Linked DNA regions of Homo sapiens: region 2 is linked to region 1. A link is a loop called in an ENCODE intact Hi-C map of the cell type or tissue named here. Cell type or tissue: GM12878. All regions are shown on one strand.

Evidence for each region. Peaks named below come from ENCODE experiments on the same cell type or tissue, not always from the same donor. Only the 100,000 strongest peaks of a DNase experiment are listed, where the experiment ranks them.
Region 2: it touches region 1 in a loop (4-fold over the local background); 1 of 110 quality-filtered maps calls a loop at or near these places.

The regions. Positions count from the first base shown.
Region 1 is chr2:80,528,975-80,533,974 of GRCh38, reverse strand. The region is part of intron 9 of CTNNA2 (catenin alpha 2); the gene reads right to left. Among named protein-coding and RNA genes, the nearest start is that of LRRTM1, 230 kb to the right of the region's middle. RefSeq lists an enhancer at 3,438-3,567 and a silencer at 4,028-4,077. In GM12878, a CTCF peak has its summit at 2,447; DNase peaks (open chromatin) are centred at 3,364 and 4,184; H3K4me3 peaks cover 836 bases; H3K27ac peaks cover 2,472 bases.
Region 2 is chr2:81,527,127-81,532,126 of GRCh38, reverse strand. The region is part of intron 1 of LOC102724542 (a long non-coding RNA gene); the gene reads right to left. Among named protein-coding and RNA genes, the nearest start is that of LINC01815, 63 kb to the right of the region's middle. In GM12878, no CTCF peak of the experiment used is centred here; a DNase peak (open chromatin) is centred at 2,936.

The sequences.
Region 1 (5,000 bases):
ACCTCAGTGGCTTAAAATAATACAATAAAGCATCACCTAATGCCTTCTTGATGCTGGCTCATCAATAATGTGTGGTTATGTGAAAAGGATAGGAGAGGCTTATCATGTCTTACCTTAAACCATGCCGGGAATGTAATGCCCTTTTAATTACTAAAGGCATCAGGGGATTTTGTTTTCTCCATCTTTACATGGAGGAACTAAAACCTTGCAACTCTCCACTATTACTTAGTTTTCAGCATCTCATGTAAGTAAATGAAATCTCAACTTATTTCCAGTGAATACAACATGTTGACCTTCATATATGTGGGCTGCATATTAGCAGGATGAAAACTCCAGGATCCATCTCTGGCAATGCAGGAGGGCTGCACTGAACCATCCGGTGCTTGACATTTAACGGAAGCCAAGGAACGTTTCCAGAATGAAGATCCAGATGAATAAGTAAGTGCAGCTATTCTCTAAAACCTGGTCTCCTACATTTCCAGATGACAAGTGGAAGTGTGGAGTCAAGGCCATATCCACAATGCAGGATGAATCTAACCATCCTAACCAATATTGGATCTGTGACTACAGCCCGCTTCACACAGAATAAGGAAAACAGTCAGGAGTCCCCAGTTTATGTCCCACATTGCCTTCTTTTTTTTGCGGAGGGGATGCCTCCGCCAATTAAACTAGCAATCTTCCAAGGTTCAATTCAAAATCCACGTGTTGCTGAAGGCATCCCATTCACACAACCAGTAGAAATAGATCTCTTCCAAACACCTTCAGGCTTACTGGCTGTGCTACCCATTGCAACTTACCACATACTATTGCCTTATCCATTATTTATTATATGGATGGAGGATACCTACACACGGAATTAGATGTATAAATCAAAGATACACACATAGCTATCATGTATCTTCAACTAAATTTCCACATCTTTGAGGATAATGGTTGTATTTTTATTTTCATCCTTGTGGCTCCCATGGCTCCCCGTTCAAGACCTTGTAAACAGTAGCTATAAACGTAGTTCCAAGGCAGCCTCCCTGTCATGGGTGCTTTCTTACCTCCTGCTCCCATCTGCCCTTACCTCTGGGGTACAGCTCTTTCTTATCGCTGTTGGTTTACCTAGAAAAAGATGCTAATTGATTAATCAAAGTAACTATTCACTAAGGTCATATTTTCTTCTCCTAGGTAATATAACACCTTAATCTAATTAAGATGTTCCTGAGCCCTTTCGAGCTTTAAAAAAAACACACACACAAACCAAACAGTAGTTCCTTCTAATCCATGGGAAATACCTTCCAAGAACCTCAGCAGATACCTGAAACCACAAATAGTACCAAGCCCTATATACATAATGTATTTTCCTGAACATGCATACCTACGATAAAGTTTAATTTGTAACCTGGGAACAGTAAGAGATTGACAATAACTAGTAATAAAATAGAACAATTGTAAAAATATCCCAGCATTATTACTCTTGCACTTTGGAGCCATTATTAAGTAAAATAAGGGTTAATTGAACATAAGCACTGGGATACCTCTACAGCAGATCTAATAACCAAGAAGGATACTAAGTGACGAAGGGGCACATAGCCTCTACAGTGCATATGCTGGACAAAGGAGGATTGACATTCAGGGTGGATGGAGCTAGAGGGTGCAAGATTTCATTATGCTATTCAGAATGGCACTCAATTTAAAATGTATGAGTTATTTCTGAAATTTTCCATTTAATATTTTCAGACCACTGGTAACTGAAACTCCAGAAAGCAAAACTATGGATAAGGGGGGACTACCATATACTGTTGAAATTTCAGGCTCCCCAGGCAGGCTTTTGGGGAAATACATAAGGACAAGGAGTTTTTTCCTTAAACTCTGTCAACCCTATCTAAAAGTTCTTTGGTCTTTTCTTCCTCTGACCACCTGTTTCTATAAATAAAGTCATATTGGAACACATCTTTACCCTTTTATACATATTGCCTATGACTGCTTTTGCATGACAATGGCAGATTTGGGTAGTTGTGACAGAGACCATATGACCCACAAGCCAAGATCTCTTACTATCCCTTTACAGAAGAAGATTGCCAACCCCCAGTTTAGATGAAAACTTGGTGAGATTTAACCATTTAATTTTTTCAGACCTGTCAAATATGCCAAAGCATCGTCATAGCAGGAAATGAGAGAAGTATCAACTTATAGTATTTATGACACAAGTAAAATCAAAGTTAAGTGGATCGAGGAGAAGCACAGGTTCTTAAAGAATAAAAATATGTGCCCCTCCCAGGTCTCCTTAAAGCACAAAGTTCTGGGGCCAGAAAACAAACAAACAAATAAAAAACCAGGAGGAGATAGGCATGGAGCAGAAGACCCAGAAGGACCTCTAGGATATTCTCCACCATCCCAAACATTGACAAAAGAAGTTTGCAGGTGAACAGAGAAGCAATTCTGAGTCAGTACTGCCATCTGGCTTACCTCTCAATGTAGCACCATCAACAACCTCTTCCTGAAACTGGAGGATCACTCTAGAGGCCTCTCTAACCAAGAGGCCAATTGTGCAGCCTTTCATCTGTGGCCGTATCCTTCTTGGATATCCACTTCCTTATCACTTACTGCTCCATTCCTGGCTTTAGCAGTCTGTATGGGTAGCCCAAGACAAAGCCCTAGAGTATATCTAATAGAAGGTACTAGTCCTCATTGGCCCCTTGGTAAACACCTGGTCTGGCCACTGCAATGGTTACTGCCCGAAGGAGAAGTCCTGGGAACCTGTGTCACAACTCCAGAGGGTTCCTAAGTAAATCACAGCAATGGGAATATGGGGTAGGGGAGACAACCTGACTGCTGTCCTTGACCGCACCAGGGAACTGACTAAAGAAATGACCTTTGAACCAACTCATTCCCCTTAACAGCTCCCTCCCTGCCCTCAGAACCTGTAACCCCTGCCTCCTATTACCTGCATTGCCTCATGGACTCTTTCCAAGCTCAACCCCTCAAACCTGTTCACTCCATCTTACCTGAGCTCTAGTGCCACCTCTTCTTTTCTTTCAGATCTTTATTGCATTTTCCCCCATGTTCTCTCATGAAGTTTTAATTCTCTCCTTAGTGTATAAGTTCAAGCTTCTTTGGGTGCAAAGCACAGCTCCCTTTTTCCATGCTTTTCCCCTGGGAGCAATCCCATCCATTCCCAGACCAGGTGGTAGGCCAGATCCCTCAGTCATCAGAGAGGGAAAAAATCAAAGAGTTCTCCATATCTGCTGTCTTAGGCTCATTAAACAGTGCTATCGAAACCATCCAAGTATTGCAGCACCATCTCTGATACTCTCAAATCCTCCTCCCACGTGGTCAGGCTCATCCCAGTTCTGCTTTCTTTATATGACTTCATACTCTGGTTCCTGACACCTGCTTCAAGTTCTCCTCTGCTTAATACCACTTATGAACAACGTTTCCTGGCTATCTAATGTCACTAACCCATCAGGAAGGTCTCCCCACTTTCATCATACCTGCAACTATTAGTTTCTTCCTGTCTGTGTCCTGCAAAACACATACACAGTCTGACAAGGCCTCCTGGTTTTCATTGATAACCAGTGCTCTCACAAGTCTCTCCCGAGCTGGAAGCTCCCTTGTTGAGTGCCCTACAACTCTTCCTTTTATGGGCCACAAACTGCTACTGAGGGCTGCAATTGCAACAGCTCCTTGCTCAGCTCTGAAATCTAATATTTCCATGATGCTCAGAAAGCAGGGCAGAGCAGTGCCGGGGGTGGGCAGGAGGGTTATTTCACGTCACCTGGGGTTATTTCACGCCCTCTCAGAAAGGGCTCTGCCACATGGAGTCCCTTTTTTTCCAAGGTGACCTTCGAGTAACCACTGCTGCCTTGTTGGGCAGCAGATGCATCCCTCACAGTCCAGAGCCATGGTCAGTAGTGGACCACAGATGCATTTGCTTTCACCTTCAGGCTCTCAGGAGACCATGGCTAGCTCTAGATGAAAGGCGCAGCTGCACTTTCAGAAGTGTACACAAACCCCGAGCCAAAGTTATGCTTGTAACCAACACCCGTAGGAGCAGGCCAAGCCCCATGGTGCCCTTCAAATGTGCCTCACCTTAGCAACTCTCTACAAGTGAAATGTTTTACTCTCATCCTCAGTAGGTCATTTTTACCCCCCTCGCTGAATCAGTCTGGGTGAATGGCCAGTCTGACCTTTCAATCTGCTACGTGAAATAAAGCTTAAGTTGGTGTTCTGACTAATAGTACCAGAGAGAAGCAAGCAATGAAATTCTATGTAACTTGCTTCTGTTTAGTTTTGTGCTCTAGAGGCTGGCTGTTTCGTTATTTAACCCCAGGCTGTTGCCTCAAATAGGCTCTGCAATCTTTTGTGGGATCCAAGTTTAGCAAGCATACTCATTGTGTGAACACCAATAATATTTTTCAGGTGCACCTAGAGAAAGGGAGAGAACAAAAGAGGGCTATAAAACTATTTGGAGGTCTTCATCAATGTAAGTGCTTAGTTAAATAAGCAATAATTGCAATTATTGTTTTAGCATTCCCTGAAGACAGAAAATTTAACTTTCAAATGTCTTAATACCTATTATTTCACAACAGATTATGTACACATAGATATACTTTTCCATTGGTATTTAGTTATAAACTATGAGTAACAATCTATGTCTATGGGCCAAATATAGCCAGTGGCTCGTTTTTGTATGGTTTTAAAGCTAAGAATGGTTTTACACTTATAAAGGGCGGTTAAAACACCTACATACAGAAAAATCTGTGAGACTCCATGTGGCCTACAAATCTGAAAATAGTTACTATTCTTACCAATAAAAGTTGGCTGACCCCAAAGTATGATGGTATACCTATAAAAACTACTCTGGTGTTTGTCTGCCTGCCCACCAGGACATGAGTTGCCCCAGATGCTCCAATCCCAGCAATCTTTGCCACTGATCAAGGAAGCCATCTCTGCTCGTATTTCCCAAGTTCCTTTCTGGTTGTGTTCTTCAAAGAGAAGGATCTTTTTATTTC
Region 2 (5,000 bases), 1.0 Mb before region 1:
AAGAGTATGTGAGCAATTGAAGAATCTGCTTGTTTACATGAAGTGATATGAAACATATTGAAATCTACCTCAACCATGTTACTTTCAGACTTGAAACACACAGTTTCTACAACACCAAATGTCTCCAAAAAGTCTCCACATACCAATGTGTTAAAGCAGCTATTGATTGTGGGTGGAGCCCTACTATACTCTTAGAAAGAAGAGTCCTTGGAGCTAAGACTCCAAGCAATATAAGCACAATATTTGAAATGATTAAGGAATATATAAAATATTATCTAAGGATGGCCTTCAAAGAAATATGGGCTAATCTGGACCTTTAAAATATAACAAATTCAAACTAAAATTATTTGATGATGGTGCCTCAAACAGTTTAATGCTTAAACACCTCTCACTGTGCATAATAATGTCAAACCTGTACCTGGCTGCTTCAATAATAATTTATGGTTTTAATCCAACTTCTCCACAAACAGAATATTCTGGTATTCATTAATTATAAAAGAAAAACAAAAAAGTTAACTACTGAGTATGGATTTTGCATTATGCATTCTGATCATGTTTGCTGACTTCACTTGCTATGCTGGTCATGTTTCTCTGGGCTCTCTGCTGTGTATTAGAACATGCAGAATATTTAAAATTGAATATCTAGTTTGTCAAATATAATTTAGAGTTTGTTTATGGGGTCTCGTTTCAAAACTCTAATTAGAGATGGTTCTGAAAAATAAAATAAGCTGCAGCTAAAGACAAGAATGATTGGTGTCTGAGCAGTACTGCTCTCATTCATGGAGTCTGCTGATGCTTGAGACATTACCCCATCAATAATTTGTTTTTTACTTTTAATGTACCCTTAATTAAAATGACTTTACATCTAATGACGTATAATTTCCCCAAGATATGGAAAATATCTGAAATAACCTCGAAGTCAGTAAGTTAAATATCTGTATGGATGGATAGCATAGTTATTAGCATAATGAAGCCCATGTGACCCAGTAATCACAAATGCTAGACTATGACCTGGCACAGCCATTGTCTGACCATCTTGCCCTAATCAAACAGATCAAATATGTCCTCTCGATATTCACAGAAATGATGTTAGAGTGAATGGAAGGGCGTGTTAATCATAACATCTCTAAATTTTAAAGAGCAATTTACAATATTTATCAGTGGATATAGAGTCACCTAAGAGACAGGGTATATTATGGGTCCTTTTTACTAAAGGTTCATGATCCTAGGTAGGAGTGTCAGAGAGTAGACAGTGAACATCAAACAGTCTAGCTCATATAAGGGCTCAGAAAATTGATACTATGTTCCTTTATCTGAAAAAAAATAAAAAACTGAGTCATCTAATCCTCAGGAATAAAAAAAAAAAAGCTTTTAAGAACATCTTAGTTAGACAGATACTGCCCTATACAGTCACCTAGTAAGTACTGTGCCTGTGACCAGTTGAGTTACTACTTAGAAAGCAGAGCCAATGGAATCAACAGCTACATTATTTGGTTCTAATAAGCTCTCCTCTTTCACCTGAATGTGAGCTAGTTAACTTAACCCTGTGCCACATTATGTTTGAATTCCTCACCCTGGTCAACTATCCTTAAAGCCTGCCAGAAAAATAAATAAATAAATAAATAAAAGGTTAAATGTGGGACAGGATGTTGTCGCCTTGGGTCATAGAATTGATGAGAAGAAAGTAAGAGGCAGCATAGAGCTCATAAAGCATGCCATCCATATCATTGGTCAAAAACAAAACTGATCTGGACACAAGAAATGTAAATGGGAAAAAAGAGGAGCTGGGACAAACTTTACAGAGTTTGCATAGCCTGAACCAAAACACGAAAAAATGGGCAAGCTCTGAAGAGCTGGGGAAAATTTAAGCTATGAAGGAAGGGATTCTACTAGCCCAAGGTGCTCGTAATTACCCACGGAACTGAACTGACTGGAAGTGCTAGAACGATGATTCTCAATACAGGCAGACATGAGCAGGGTCTCTGTATTTACTCAAGAGCACCGTGAAAGTGAGCCACTCTGTGTGAAGTAATTGTGTCCTATCCTGCTGCTATGTTAAAACAAAAACAAACAACAAAAAAGGAAACGTTAAGAATTGCTAAACAGGAAACAAAGGTTACTTCTGAATTCCAAATTAGCCAGAAAAATAGTGGGTTATCTGATGAAGGCAAATTAAAAAAAAAAAATCATTAACCTAGTACATTTTACTAGTCAGTAACAGTTGGAGATTTGATTCTCATTGTTTCAGTCAATAAGAAGACTGCAGTACTACCTGAACATATTATGATGAAATGAATCCTCGGGTTATTTGCCATATAAACAGGCTTTAGTTATGGAGACATGACTTCAAGGGAAAATAACACTTAGTCTTGTGGTTATGTCAGATTTATGCCTCTTACTGTCCAATTACAGCACCTCAAGTTACTATTATCATTTTCTTCTCTAGCATTTTTTAGGTTTTTTTTTTATTAATTTAACCTGTTTCTCATTAAAGATGACCAAAATACCCTTACTCAAACCCATATTCCCATCTCAGTCACAAAAAAAAAAAAAAAAAAAAACCTGAGCAATAAAAGTGGTAGTTCATGAAGACAGAAACCTACTTTGCAGTTTAATCCAAGCTAACTCATGCAAGCTAGCCAGCCTCAGTATTAAACTGAGAGCTGATAACAACAAGAAATAACATTCTGGATGCATAAAGGAGGTAAGAATAAGTTGGCAAAGGAAGGGAAAAGGACAGATACTTTAAGAGAATTGGGAATTTCTCAAATGAAGTGAGGTTAACTTAAAAGAGACTATTTCAGGGTCTTATTTGCATTTGGTGGCAAGAAACGGCTAATGATTACTCTAGAAGTAAATTCCTAGAGGAAGTCCCCTTGTCTAGAAGTGGTACGTCAAAGTATATACTTTAAATGGTCTTTGTCCTGCATTTGACTAGGGTACTCCAGGTATTGAGTTAGTTTGAATTTCACTCTTATTTTCAGTTTCCCTTCCTCAATTGACCACCTTAACCAATTTTCTCATTTCTCTGTTAGAGCTATTCTCCCCGGCATTTTCATATCTACAGATAGCAATGATCTATGCATTGGGTAACTTTTCAATACCTTCTATTAATAAGGGGAAAGACTAACCTGCTGTACCCCACAATACTATGAACAAATTTAAAAAGGAAAACAATTTATTCCCTTCTCACAAACAATCTCAAGGCTGGTCCTGATCTTAATTGTCATCCTGGGACTCAGTTTCTATTAATTTACAAACTCTGCTATCCCTTAGTATGTTGCATCTTATGGGAAAGAAAAGAGAAGACTGGTCCAGGCCACATTCAAAACTGTAAAGTTAAAGATGAGTCAGAAGTTTTATATATATATATCGGCTTATATCCCATTGGCCGACATTTAGTCAAATACCAAATCTAAATGCAAGGGAAGTCAAAGAAATATTGTGTTTTTCTGAGAAGGCCTTGGCTTAGTCAGTTCAGGCAGCTATAACAAAGTGCCATAGACTGAGTGGCTTATAAAAAAATACAAATTTATTTCTTACCATTCTGGAGGCTAAAAGTCCAAGAGCAGGGTGCCAGCATGGTTAAGTTCTGGTGAAAGTCCTCTTTTGGGTTGCAGGCTGCTGATTCCTCATTGTATCTTTACTTGCGGTAAGAAGATGAGAGAGCTCTCTGGTGTCTCCTTTAAGGGTGTTAATACCATTCATGAGGGTACCACCTTCATGATCTAATTAACTCTCAAAGGCCTCACCTGCTATTATCACTATATGGGGGTTAAGATTTGAACACAGAACTTGGGGGAGGGGCACAAACATTTAGTCCATTGCAGTTATGTTTCAGGCTACAAATTTATTGCTATAGGTTAAGGTAGAATGCATTCCTTGGCCAATAAGTAGTCCTTACAACATGTTTATTTATGTAGAGAGTGATATCTTAATGAGTTCTTCAAACCCACTATGCCTATGTAATAGTCACCTATTGCTGCATTTAAAAAGACACCCTGGAACACGATGGCTTAAAAAAAACAAAGTTTATTAACAATTTCTGAGCATCAGGAATTCAGAGACTGGATGGTTCTGACTCAAGGCTTCTCATGAGGTTGCTAAAACCTTTACTCAGGTAGCATATGCTTCTAGGCTGACACACTCGCATGGCAGTTGGCTGGAGTTCTCAGTTCTTTACTGGCTGTGGCTAGAAATCTCAGTTCCTGTCAACATGAGCCTCTCCACAGAGATTCCTCAGTGTCCTCAAGACATGGAAGCTGGCTTCCTTAGAGTGAATGTGTGAAGTGGAGAGGGATAGATACGAGAAGAAGAAGACAAAGAACAAAACAAAACAAAACAAAACAAAAAAAAGAAGTAGCAGAAAAAAAGAGGAGGAGAAGGGAAGGAAGTGGAGAAACAGCCTAAGATAAAAGCCATGGTCTTTTATAACCTAATCTCAGAAGTATCTTCACTTCTGCCATATGCTGTCGGTCACACAGGCTAACCCTGTGGGGTACAAGTTGGAATAGGACTATACAAGATTAGAGAAAGTGGCGGGGCATGGTGGCTCACGCCTGTAATCCCAGCAATTTGGGAAGCTGAGGCGGGTGGATCATGAGGTCAGGAGTTCAAGATTAGCCTGGCCAGCATGGTGAAACGCTGTCTCTACGAAAAATACAAAAAATTAGCCAGACATGATGGCATGTGCCTGTAGTCCCAGCTACTTAGGAGGCTGAGGCAGCAGAATTGCTTGAACCCGGCAGGCGGAGGTTGCAGTGAGCTGAGATCGCGCCATTGCACTCCAGCCTGGGCAGCAAGAGCGAGACTCCGCCTCAAAAAAAAAAAAAAAAAAAAAGATTAGAGAAAGCAGAAGATAGCATTATTAGGGGCCATCTTGGAGGCTGACTACTACAACTCCCAACATTATGATCTTTCTCTTCACAGGCTAAGATTAAGGATTCATGAAATAATTTTTAAGATATTCAAGATATTAATATTAACATTACTGGAAAACA